4 separate regions of the Homo sapiens genome follow, and all the other regions are linked to region 1. Evidence: chromatin contacts called from ENCODE Hi-C or POLR2A ChIA-PET data. All regions are on one chromosome and are shown on one strand. The core of a region is the stretch at or near the end of the contact, and the rest is flanking DNA. Distances in the headings are between cores, read along the strand shown. Region 1 holds the start of ACP2 (acid phosphatase 2, lysosomal). Region 2 holds the start of PTPRJ (protein tyrosine phosphatase receptor type J). Region 3 holds the start of FNBP4 (formin binding protein 4). Region 4 holds the start of ATG13 (autophagy related 13).

Region 1 (2,700 bases), core at 5-2,504:
AGTGCAGTGGCGTGATCTCAGCTCACTGCAACCTCCGCTTTCCGAGTTCAAGCGATTCTCCTGCCTCAGCCTCCAGAGTAGCTGGGATTACAGGAGCACGCCACTGCACCCGGCTAATTTTTTTTTTTTTGTATTTTTAGTAGAGACGGGGTTTCGCCACGTTGGCCAGGCTGGTCTCGAACTCCTGACCTCAGGTGATCTGCCTGCTTCGGCCTCTCAAAGTGCTGGTATTACAGGTGAGCCACGGCGCCCAGGCCAAGCCTGATCAGTTTTGTTTCCCAAAGATCTGAGGAGATTTGCTTCCAGTAGGCAGATCTGAATCAAAGCATCCCCAGGACCTATGATCTGACCTGCAACCGTCACAGGAGTCACAAAGTCCTGAGGCCAAACTGGCTGCACCTGAATCCTAATGGTCAATGCCAAGAGGGCCATTGATTCTGTGGAAACCCCACCTACTCCCACTTTATGATATGCGCCTGTCCCTTACCTCAAAATACCTCCCCACTGGTCTGAAATTCCTCCCCCAGGGATTCAGTGCTTTGGGTTTGTAAAGTCTGAACATCCTGTGCAACCCAACTCCTTTGGGAAGAGGCATGACATGACGTCTTGACTCTAATTAACTAAAACTTGGAAGTGGAGGGGAGGGAGGACAGGGAAAGGACTGGAAGGGAAAGTGAGAGGGCTACTGAAGCTTTGTGCAGGGCAGGAACGGTAGGCCAGACTGGGGCAACCTCAAGGACACACGGAGTCCAAAGGGTTGTTTACATACTGTGTCCTGCACCCCAAGCAAAACATCTCCTGGAGAACAGGGCCAGGGCTCAATCTCCCCACAAAGGCAGGGGCGTGGAGAGAAGCGACCTCTACTTTCCCATCCCTCGCCTCAATTCTGCACCCGATCTAGCTATGGGGTCAAGCCTGGAGGGGACGCTGGTTCTCCAGACATGGTCCCGCCCACTGCAAGTGCCACCTTGGTAAGGGATTTCTCCGAGCAGAGGCAAACGCGAATTTGTGGCCTTCTTAATCAAGATGAGGTCTTCGAGCCCTGTCTGCCGCGCCAGGTCGCGTTACCTTCTTATGCTCCTCCGCCACAGCCAGACCACGACCCTCCTGCACGCAATCCCACCGAGACTGCGCCTTTTCCCCGCACCCCAGCAGGTCCCTAAGTAAGATGGCGGCGAACGCACTTCCGGCGTGTGTCCTTACGGGTGCGTCCGGGCGGCTGCTTGCAGGTGCCACCCAGCGGGTTCCAGCTTGTTTGCTGCATAGATTACAACGGTGATGGCGGGCAAGCGGTCCGGCTGGAGCCGGGCGGCTCTCCTCCAGCTCCTTCTCGGCGTGAACCTGGTGGTGATGCCGCCCACCCGGGCCCGGAGTCTGCGCTTCGTTACCTTGGTAATGAGAGATGGGCTCACCAAAGACTTCCCTGAAGCTAAAAGGGCAAAGGCCAGCTGGTGGAGGTCGAGGATCTCGGGAAGGAACAGCTGGTTTAGGAGGGGACGACTGGCCTGGGTAGTTGGGAGGCTGGATTCAGGATTGACCTGGAGCCCTGGCTTATGGGAGTCAGGATGACCGAATACGTCGGGGTGAGTCTGCCTTGAGACAGGGAAGTGGTTGAATGGTTAAGACTCATCCCTAAAGAAGCCTTTGGTTATCTTTTTTCCCCAGTTGTCCCCACCACATACGTTGCTTTCACTTCTCTTTTCCCTTCCTACCTGTACCTTGGCTTTGCCTATGGTCTCCAGTAGCATTGCTTAGCTAAGTTAGAATCTCTGGAATCTGGAAGAAGTGACTGACTCCTAGCTGGGGTCTTTTGCAGCCAGTAGGCTTCCCAGAGGGAATGAGACTTCCTTCCCTAACATGGGGCAAAAGGTAGGCTCTGGGTCCCTATCAAGGGGATGCTTCTGACCTATAGGCAAACCATTTTATTCTCTCAGCTGTACCGCCATGGAGACCGTTCACCAGTGAAGACATATCCCAAGGACCCCTATCAGGAAGAAGAATGGCCCCAGGGGTTTGGTCAGTTAACCAAGGTGGGTCAGAAGCCAGCCTTTCCTCAGGATGAGCTGCAGAATGAGCGACGTCTAGAGCAGTCTACAAAACTTGGGGTCCTACTAAACTGCCTTTTCCCATATGGGTGCTGACTTTGACCAGATTTCATAACCTTAATCTCTGTGCCCATGATATTGCTGTGCATGACTGGCCACTTAATGAAAGACTTCTGGGATCAGATTAATTGACTCCAGCAAAGCGTGAACCTGGAAAGCAACAGGGCCTAAACCCCATGGGGCTTGAAGCCACCCCTTCCCTCTAGACCCTCTTAACCCTTGGGTTTGCCCACAGGAGGGGATGCTACAGCACTGGGAACTGGGCCAGGCCCTGCGGCAGCGCTATCACGGCTTCCTAAACACCTCTTATCACCGGCAAGAGGTAAGGTTGGGAGCTCCAGAGGCAAGGGGAACAAGGTATGCTGCCCTCATCTTTTGCCCTCAGGGAGCCTAAGGCTGAGGCTGGGCACTTTGGCCTCCTTCTTGTATTTTTGGTCACAACTACAGGAAAAGACATCTGAGAGCTGTCTGGAACAAAGCCCTAGGAGCTGAGTTGCCCCTGCTTGGCTGGGATGAGGCAAATTTGATTAAGCATCCAAATTCGGACTTAAGGGCGGGCCTGGCAAAGTGGTTTCTGACTGTGAAATCACAGGCT
Region 2 (2,700 bases), core at 89-2,588, 730 kb before region 1:
GCTAAGAGGACGTGCCCGCTGGCTCAGCTCCCATGGCACGGGCTGGGTGCTCCGCTATTTCACTTCTCTCCCTCAGTTCCCCATCTGTGAAATGGGAATGCCCCTTCAGCTGCTCTGCCTCAGCCCCTATGGAAATGCCAGGAAGGGGAAAGGTCGGTCACCAAAACGCCAGGGACAGCATTATCTGAAAAGTGAAGCCAGAAAAGAGGGTGAGGGTGGGGTGGGGAGGGGGAGCCAGCGCCCACAAAGCACGAATTAAACACCCATGAAATCAAGCACGACGCCAAGAGGGCCGGCTGCCTTGAGAAAAGCCAGCGTGCGGCCACCTTTTCCCCGGCCTGGGAACTTTCCCCAGGAACAGGGCCCTCGGCCCGGAGTCCCGCGCCTCGCCCAGGGCCCCACTGCCCAGCGCCTGGCCCTGCCCTGTCGCCCCCGCCGCCCCTCGGGCCCCTGCAGGCCGGGTCGGAGGTCTGTCGGCAAAGGCTCAGCCAGGCCGCCCGGCTCTGCGTCCCCAGACCTCCGCAAACACGCCCCCTCCGGCCGCCTCCGGCTAGGAAGCCGGGCCCGTGCCCGCCAGATGTGCCCAGCGCCGGGAAGAGCCGGGCCAGGGACGGCCTGGAGCCCGCGCGGAGGCTTTCCCCGGGAGGCTCGGGCACCGCGGCACCCGGATCCCGCCTCTCTCCCCCGATCCTGGGCAGCCGGAAAAGGGATCGATCGCCGGCGTGCGAGGCCGGCCGGGGTCCCCGCAAGTCGCCTTCCGGGGATCCGGGGATCCGGACCCCCGCCCCCTTCCCCGGAACCCCCCGGGGGGGTACGCTCGGGCAGGTGCAGTCAATGCCAGTCCCGCCCCAGCCTCCTGCCCCCCGCCCGAGCCCACCCGGCGCTTACCTGGCCCAGGCGCAGCAGCAGCAGCAGCAGCGGCAGCGCCCAGCGCAGCCCGGGCGAGCGCGGAGGCAGCCGCGCCTCCCGCGCCGCCGGCTTCATGCCCCGCGCGCCCTGGAACGTGCCCCGGACGCGCGAATCGGGCCCCGCCGTGCGCCCGAGCCCGGGCACCGTCGTCGCCGCCTCCTGCCGTCTCCTTCGCCTCCTCCTCCGCCAGCCGGTCCGCCTCGTCCCCGCTCCGCCCGCCCCGGGCTTCCCCGGAGACATGGCAGCGGCGGCGGCGGCCGCGGCCACACGCCGGAGCCTAGCGCGGCTGCCGCGGGGGGGCCGCGTCCCTGAGCGCGCAGGGGCTTCGCGGGGCGGAGCGAGCGGCGCCCACCCCCAGCGCGCGGCTACCCGGTCCCGGCTCCCGCGGCTGCTCCCGCTGCCTCCTCCGCGCGTCATGCGGCTGGGGCTGCTGCAGGGAGCCGCGGCGAGCGCTCGGCCCCCTCCCTTCCCCTCCCCCTCTGAATATTCATCGCTTCCTCCCGCCCCGGCCGGCCCGGCGGCTGCGGAGCTCCGCAGCCCCTCGCCGCCGCCCGCCGCTGCCCCCGCCCCCTCCGAGCCGGCCGCGGATCCCCTCCCGCGGGCAGAGGAAGCGCTCCCGCCTCGCCCGCCCCTCCGCCCAGCCCTCCCACATTCCTGGGACTTGGAGCCCGGGACCAGGCTCCGTGGCTCTAGCGCCTCGAGCCGGCACCCCTCAGGACGGGCTCCCCAGCCTCACACCAGGTCCACGGCGCCGGGTTCGGGTGGGCAGAGGTTGACCGAGACCCCTACTGAGAGCGCAGCCAAGCCTGATTGTAGACAGCAACCCGGCGAAGGCGCGTTTGACCTGGCCCTGGGTGGGCTTGGGGGTGCGTGAACCCCGAAATTGTAGAAGGCACGCTGTACATTGTGTTCTGTCCCCCAGCCCCCGAGCGCCGGCCAGGGAGGCAGAGAGCCCAGTACAAGCCAGTCCAGGGATTAGAACCCCAGCTGTGGCATATGGTGGACGGGGCTCTGCTGGTAGTACCAGCCCTGTGAACTCTGGAGACGCATTTCTCCTCTCTGGCCGACCCCACCCACCCTCCTCTCCTCCCGTGTGAAATAAAGATCGTACTAGGACGTGTGGAGAGAGAGGTCCACTGCATTCGCGATTAAACGAGACAGTAGTTAGTAAAGTCCTAAACACCTAGCCTGACACATCGTGGGACTCCACATACATTAGCTCTTCTGGAAGCTTTCATCACGTTGTTAAAGAGGTCAATGAACTGACAGGAGTTAAAGATCACAGCAGATATTACTCCTGTGCCCATGCACAGAGGAAGACACTAGGATCAGGGAGGCTATGCCACTTGCCCAGGAGAAGCCGCAAGAGAAAGGGCCAAACCAGAGAGTGCTAAGGAGGAAGAGGTTAATTCCAACCAGGAGAGAGGTGACACCTGAGCTGGGCTTTGAAGGATGTGTTGAGTTTCACCAGGCCAGTAGAGGGGAGAAGTGTCTCAGGAGGTGGGGCCAACTTGGCAGAAACGAGGCAGCAGATGCTTCGAGCTTGGCCTTCGGAGAAACAGGAATGGGAGGCTGGGGGATTCATACTGGGGGAGACTTCAAAGGCCAGGATAATGAGTCTAGGCTGGATTCTGTGTGCAGCAAGATGCAGACCACGAGGTGTCCAACACTACCTCCAGACACCCGTTGGGCCTCAGGTTACCATCTACAAGATGGGAATACACATTCACTTACAGGGTCTAAGTGGTTCCCACCAGACAACACACCCAGACAAGCACTGAGGATAAAGAA
Region 3 (2,700 bases), core at 58-2,557, 520 kb before region 1:
CTTGGTGACTGACACATAGAGCTCAGTAAGTATTAGATATTTTTAGTGGGAACTGAGCTGCTGCGGATATAAAAATAAATACCACTCGCATTCCTTAGTTTAGAGGGGAGACGGATGTCAACAGGATGTCAAGTGCCAGGGAGAGGCTGGGCAGGAGAGGTCACGCCTGCACTGCGTCTGCATTGCGCCCTGATGAAACAATAAAAGACTTTCATCATGTGATGCAGTAATTATTCCAGTCAGTGCAAAGGAAAAGTGAGGGAGGTGATGCTCCAAGTGGCGGGCTCCAGAGGCAGGAGACGGGAGAGGGGGCAGTGTTAAAGCAAGGGTAAATTAAAGCATGTTGACGATAGTAGTACAAAACTGGTAAGGTTCCTGTATGCCATCCCAACAATTTTAGGCTTTTTCCTTGTAGGTAGTGGAGTATCTCGTGATTTTTCCCAGCTAATAAGCGAGAAAATATGAGACATCTATTTGTGTGCTGCAGGAAATTACAAAAGCGTAAAAGACCCACTGTCCCATTTAATGTTCAATGCTATACCCAAAGTAAGCCACAATAATCCGGGCGAAACGTGGGGAAGGGCTCAGAAAACAGCACACCTTTCTTTTTTTTCTTGAGACAGTCTCACTCTGTCACCCAGGGTGGGGTGCAGTGGCGCGATCTCGGCTCACTGTAACCTTTGCCGCCGGGTTCATGCGATTCGCCTGCCTCAGTCTCCCGACTAGCTAGGATTACAGGCGCCTGCCACCGCGCCCGACTAAATCTTTTGTATTTTTAGTAGAGACGGGGTTTCACCATCTTGGACAAGCTGGTCTTGAACTCCTGACCTCGTGATCCACCCGCCTCGGCCTCCCAAAGTGTTGAGATTACAGGCGTGAGTGAGCTGGGCCCAGCAGCACACCTTTCTAGAAGACAGACAACATGAAACTCTAGGCCGAGAATAGCCACAAGATGGAGGACAAGTAGGCAAAGAAAAGGCTTGGGGAAAGCGCATGGGTGGAACCCGACGGAAGTGGGGAAGTCGTTCTAATTCAGGCCCTACCGCACTATTGGCTGGACTCTCACCCTTTTTCCTTTTCCATTGGCCACCGGTCCCTTCTCTGGGTCAAAACAGCCAATCGCCTAGCGCAGTTGGTAATCCCGCCCTTTCTCCTGGTGAGGAGGAGCCAGAAGAGCCGAAGGGTCCGAGGCGCTTGCGCAAGCGCGTGCTCCGCTGGTTGAAAGCGGATCCGGGCTGGAGGCGGTGTCACGGTGTATGAATATTGATTACGCGTCGCAGCGCCCAGGGCCCAGCGCCCAGCCTCCAGTGCCCGCCCCTCTCGGCCGCCCGACGCTCTCTGCTCGCGCTTGGGCTCGCGATGGGGAAGAAGTCCCGGGCGGTACCCGGCCGTAGGCCCATCCTGCAACTCTCTCCGCCGGGTCCTCGGGGCAGCACGCCGGGCCGGGACCCGGAGCCGGAACCCGACACTGAGCCGGACTCAACCGCGGCGGTCCCCAGCCAGCCCGCCCCGTCGGCGGCGACGACCACCACCACCGCGGTGACTGCCGCCGCGGCCTCGGACGACTCGCCTTCAGAAGGCAAGGGTGCGCGGGGGGACCTGAACTCGAGCTCAGGGCTTGCGGCCTAGGCTCCTCACGGCGCCTGGCCAGACCCGGCGAGGGAGGCGGGCGAGGTCGGCTTCCGAGGCCTGCCTGCTGCGGGCCTGCAGGCGGGGCGGCCCTGGGCTCCGGGCCGCAGAAGGGCCAGGCCGAGTTCTGCGCCCTCGGCCCGGGCCAAGCCCGAGGCGCCATCTGTGGTGCAGGGCTTGCCCCGGGAACGTTTGAAATATGACCGAAGTTCGGGCATCCTGAGTCTCCCAAACGCCCCGGGTCGGTTTTGGGTAACGCAGAGGGTGGATGTGAGGATGAGTTTCCGCGTGCGCGGCCTGTGACTGTGGGCCAGGCCTTTCCACACGTCATCTGCCTCCTTTCGGTTTTGTCGAAACGGGGATAGAGACGTTTAGAAAAAGCTCTTAATATTCCAGCTAGTAAGCATCCCCACACTAGCAGAACTGCTGGAGAAATGGAGCTGGTAGGTTCCTAAGTATTTGTGTGGTTCTCACTGGAGTGGTGCTTAGATTAAAAGTGACTCCAGGACTAGGCGCCGGAGAAGCCGCGACCGTTTCACATGTTCAGAGATCACGCTGGTTCGTTAATTGGAAAAAATCCGCAATAGCAGTGTTTGGTGTGTCTTGTAAAGGTCCTATCATAGCCTGGAGAATACTTACTGTTTTTGTATGTATTTGTAAGTATTGCAGATGTAACTTTTTAAGAGTTTTGTTTTGTTTTTTTCGAGACAATGTCTCAATCTGTCGCCCAGGCTGGAGTGCAGTGGCGCGATCTTGGGCTCACTGCAACCTCCACCTCCCGGGTTCAAGCGATCCTCCCGCCTTAGCCTCCTGGGTAGCTGGGACTACAGGACCCTGCCACCATGCCCGGCTAATTTTTGTATTTTCAGTAGAGACGGAGTTCATGTTTCCCGGGCTGGTCTCGAACTCCAGGGCTCAAGCGATCATTACAGGCGAGAGCCATCGCGCCCGGCCATGCAGATGTATTAATAATTTTTATTTACCATGGTAAGAGTCTTCCCTTGATGTTGAAGTTTGTAAGCAGATGAAAGACTCCAGGGCACGGTGACTCATGCCTGTAATCCCAGCACT
Region 4 (2,700 bases), core at 162-2,661, 630 kb after region 1:
TGCATGTAACTCCAACACTTTAGAAGGCTGAGGTGGGAGGATTCCCTGAGCCCAGGAGTTTGAGATTAAAGTTAGCTATGAAGGCGCCACTGTACTCCAGCTTGGGTAACACAGCAATACCTTATCTCTAATAATAATAATAAAAATTTTAAAATCTAAAAAACTAAAAGACTTCTCCTGAGCTGATAAATGGAGAGTTGAAAACAACAAAAAAAAAACCTCATAATTGAGCTGGAGCCACTACATGCACACATGAAAAGGACTAACAGTCATAAAACAACACACAAAATCTGGAAGCTAATTTAGTGTAAAGGAAGAGCTTGTTGTTTCTTATTATAATACATCTCCCACTAAAGGTGTCCAATAAATTCTATCACCTTAGGAGATGAGTTTTAAACTAAGTGTAATGAGAAAATAGGTAATTTTTTAAAATCTCTTTTTTCTTTTTGGCTGCGGGGTGGCCAGAGAACGAAGAAATACCAAAAGTGAAATGCTACGCTGAATTGACCAGGCTAACTGGGAACTCACTGGAAAAGTGAAAACTGGGAAGAATTAGTGATGAGCTCAAGAAGGTGCTTAGCCACTTACCCAGAGATTTATTTAATGAGAATGGATCACAGGTTTCCACAGGTCGTTCCACTGCCAGTAAGAAGACAGTCGTGAACCATGGGTCCCTTTTTTCACTAGTCAACAGTCACCCTCACCTACACGCGGAGTACATATTTGGCACTCAGCAAATCTTGATTGAATGAAAACCTACCTCACTCATATTGGCACCCAACCCCGGAGTTATGGCCCCCCAAATTACCTCCAAAACGCCTGACGACCTAACCCAAGGAGCTGAAAAAGTGGAGAGGAAAGCTCTGGGGTGGAGGGGATTCTCTGCCAAACAAGCAGGGGCCAACGGGGCCTAGACCAACTCAACTTCCCACAGAAAACTCAGGGGCCCAGGGGATTGAACCGTGGCTAATCCCTTCTACTTCCACGAAGCAGCAGCCAAGGGGCCGCAGATCCACAGCCTCCCACCCGGGGGCGCTGAGAGATCTTGGGGTATCCCCCGCAAAAGTTAGTACCTGCGAAGCTGCGGCACAAAGAGTGGTTCCGGGCTCTCATTACGGAGGCCGGGACCTGGGACCGACCAGCCGCGCCTCCTGGCTGAGGGTTCCGCGCTCCGGAGCTGCAGTGACCGTACACGTCGCCGATAGACACCTAAGGCTTCAGAAGGGTCCTGGCTCGCAGGCCCCAGACGTTTTGCTCCTAAGACTCCGCGAGTTGTCGCACCCACGTCGACTGGCGCTCTTCAGTGCTTCCCTCACTGGTTAAGCGGTCACTCCCGCCTTAAGCCCAGCAGCCGGTCGCTTCCCGGCGCCGCCATCGTTAGTGTTTGTTTTCATCCGCTTCGGTAATGGCCGGGGGGGGGGGGTGAAAGAGGGCTACGGGGGAAATCCAGATGCCTAACCTTAGTCGCACTTTCGCTACAGTACGGACGCCCTATTTATTCTTTTAGTCCTCAAAATATCCATAAAAGTTGATTTTCATTCCACGTAAGCTTTCTTCTCCAATCTTTCTAAGCTACTCAAGATAAAACAAAGACGGAAAGGCGGTGTTTGAGAGAGAGAGAGAGAGACCGTTTGGGCCGCGTGTGGAATGTGCGGAGATGAACCGCAGGTAGCCGCGGCAGCGGCAGTGAGGGCGCGGCGCGGGGCGGGCGCTGACGCGGAAGGGGCGGTGCCGCTGTTGCGCGCCGTGGCGGCCTCTGTGCAGTCGCCGGTTCCGGAGGAGGGCCCAACCCGGCTGGGTGGGTGGGAAGTGTGGCTGGTAACCTGGCAGCCGCGGAGAGGTGGGTGACGGGCCTGGGCTAACTGAGTGGCCGGCGCAATCAGACTTTGACATCCGTTTTTAGGGTGCCCTTTAAAAGTGGCAGAGTCGCTTCCCAAACCTGGTTCGGCCAGCCTCTTTTTCGCTCCCGACTTCCAATGTGTCTGGTCTTCCGTACTTCCTGGCCCTCAGGTTCACGATTTGGAGTTCTTGGAGTGAGGGAAAAGCCTTTTGTTACAGCACACAGTGTACGTCCATAAGGCTGGGTTGTGGACTTTGGTTGTTTTTTTTTTTTTTTTTTTTTTTTTTTTTTTGCCCCTTCTTTTCTTGTTAGACTGGTTTGAACACCCCAGCATCTGTCCTGTATTTGTCAGGTGAAACCAGAAGTCTTTGGATAATGAAACCCGTGACCAATTCTTACCCAAGGTGGTTATGACATATGTCAGCTGCTTCTTGGCCTATATAGTTAGAAGCCGACCTCTTTTACCTTGTGAATAATTATGTCATCACCTCCATTATTCTTTTGGTGTTCTCAATTGAAATGCCAAGCATTAAATGAGCCACAAAGATTGAATTCCCATTATCCTTGAATCAGAGCAAGCCTGTCGTGCAGCCATGAGTTAGTGGAGAAAAATCCGGAGTTGTAAGTACAGTACGTTTTGCCTCAACAAAATGGAAATTTGTAGAAAAGGAGCTGCTCCAGCCTTTGAGTCACTTTAAAGTCTTTGGTAGGTTCCTAATGTTTTTTCTTTTAACATTTACAGAGAGAAGATTATAAATGGCAGAGCCATTTAACTGTGGTTAGCTGTTGGATTCTGATACTTTCTTAAAAATACGTTCTTGCACCAACATCTTCATTGGGAACAGTTCAGAAAAAGCAAA

The links. Hi-C counts contacts between places; a loop is a spot of excess contacts on that map. ChIA-PET counts read pairs that join two places held with the same protein, here RNA polymerase II (POLR2A). Pooled maps may share reads with other maps.
Region 2: a loop to region 1 is called in a pooled map, with 2.5 times the contacts of the local background. The contact joins the promoter of PTPRJ here to the promoter of ACP2 in region 1. A Hi-C loop is called at or near these places in 1 of 50 pooled maps. POLR2A ChIA-PET finds 5 or more read pairs at or near these places in 2 of 52 experiments (OCI-LY7 and Panc1).
Region 3: a loop to region 1 is called in a map of CD4-positive, alpha-beta memory T cell, with 21 times the contacts of the local background. The contact joins the promoter of FNBP4 here to the promoter of ACP2 in region 1. A Hi-C loop is called at or near these places in 1 of 168 maps with a recorded cell type or tissue (CD4-positive, alpha-beta memory T cell) and 9 of 50 pooled maps. POLR2A ChIA-PET finds 5 or more read pairs at or near these places in 2 of 52 experiments (GM10248 and activated T-cell).
Region 4: a map of CD8-positive, alpha-beta T cell shows a loop between it and region 1 (10-fold over the local background). The contact joins the promoter of ATG13 here to the promoter of ACP2 in region 1. A Hi-C loop is called at or near these places in 1 of 168 maps with a recorded cell type or tissue (CD8-positive, alpha-beta T cell) and 6 of 50 pooled maps. POLR2A ChIA-PET finds 5 or more read pairs at or near these places in 1 of 52 experiments (WTC11).

Annotation. Positions count from the first base shown.
Region 1 is chr11:47,247,368-47,250,067 of GRCh38, reverse strand. ACP2 (acid phosphatase 2, lysosomal) reads left to right here and starts at 1,254. Exons shown (of 11, transcript NM_001610.4): 1 at 1,254-1,392; 2 at 1,935-2,030; 3 at 2,341-2,427. The coding sequence starts at 1,279. It also overlaps a transcript of NR1H3 not described here. RefSeq lists a silencer at 811-978 and enhancers at 1,059-1,568, 1,699-1,788.
Region 2 is chr11:47,979,197-47,981,896 of GRCh38, reverse strand. PTPRJ (protein tyrosine phosphatase receptor type J) reads right to left here and starts at 1,338. Exons shown (of 25, transcript NM_002843.4): 1 at 889-1,338. The coding sequence starts at 984. RefSeq lists silencers at 308-737, 838-1,427.
Region 3 is chr11:47,765,948-47,768,647 of GRCh38, reverse strand. FNBP4 (formin binding protein 4) reads left to right here and starts at 1,307. Exons shown (of 17, transcript NM_015308.5): 1 at 1,307-1,579. The coding sequence starts at 1,360. RefSeq lists a silencer at 1,293-1,902 and enhancers at 1,092-2,016, 2,163-2,222, 2,017-2,700.
Region 4 is chr11:46,616,264-46,618,963 of GRCh38, reverse strand. ATG13 (autophagy related 13) reads right to left here and starts at 1,411. Exons shown (of 19, transcript NM_001346311.2): 1 at 1,074-1,411. HARBI1 (harbinger transposase derived 1) reads left to right here and starts at 1,737. Exons shown (of 3, transcript NM_173811.4): 1 at 1,737-1,840; 2 at 2,583-2,700. RefSeq lists a silencer at 1,151-1,445 and an enhancer at 1,425-1,604.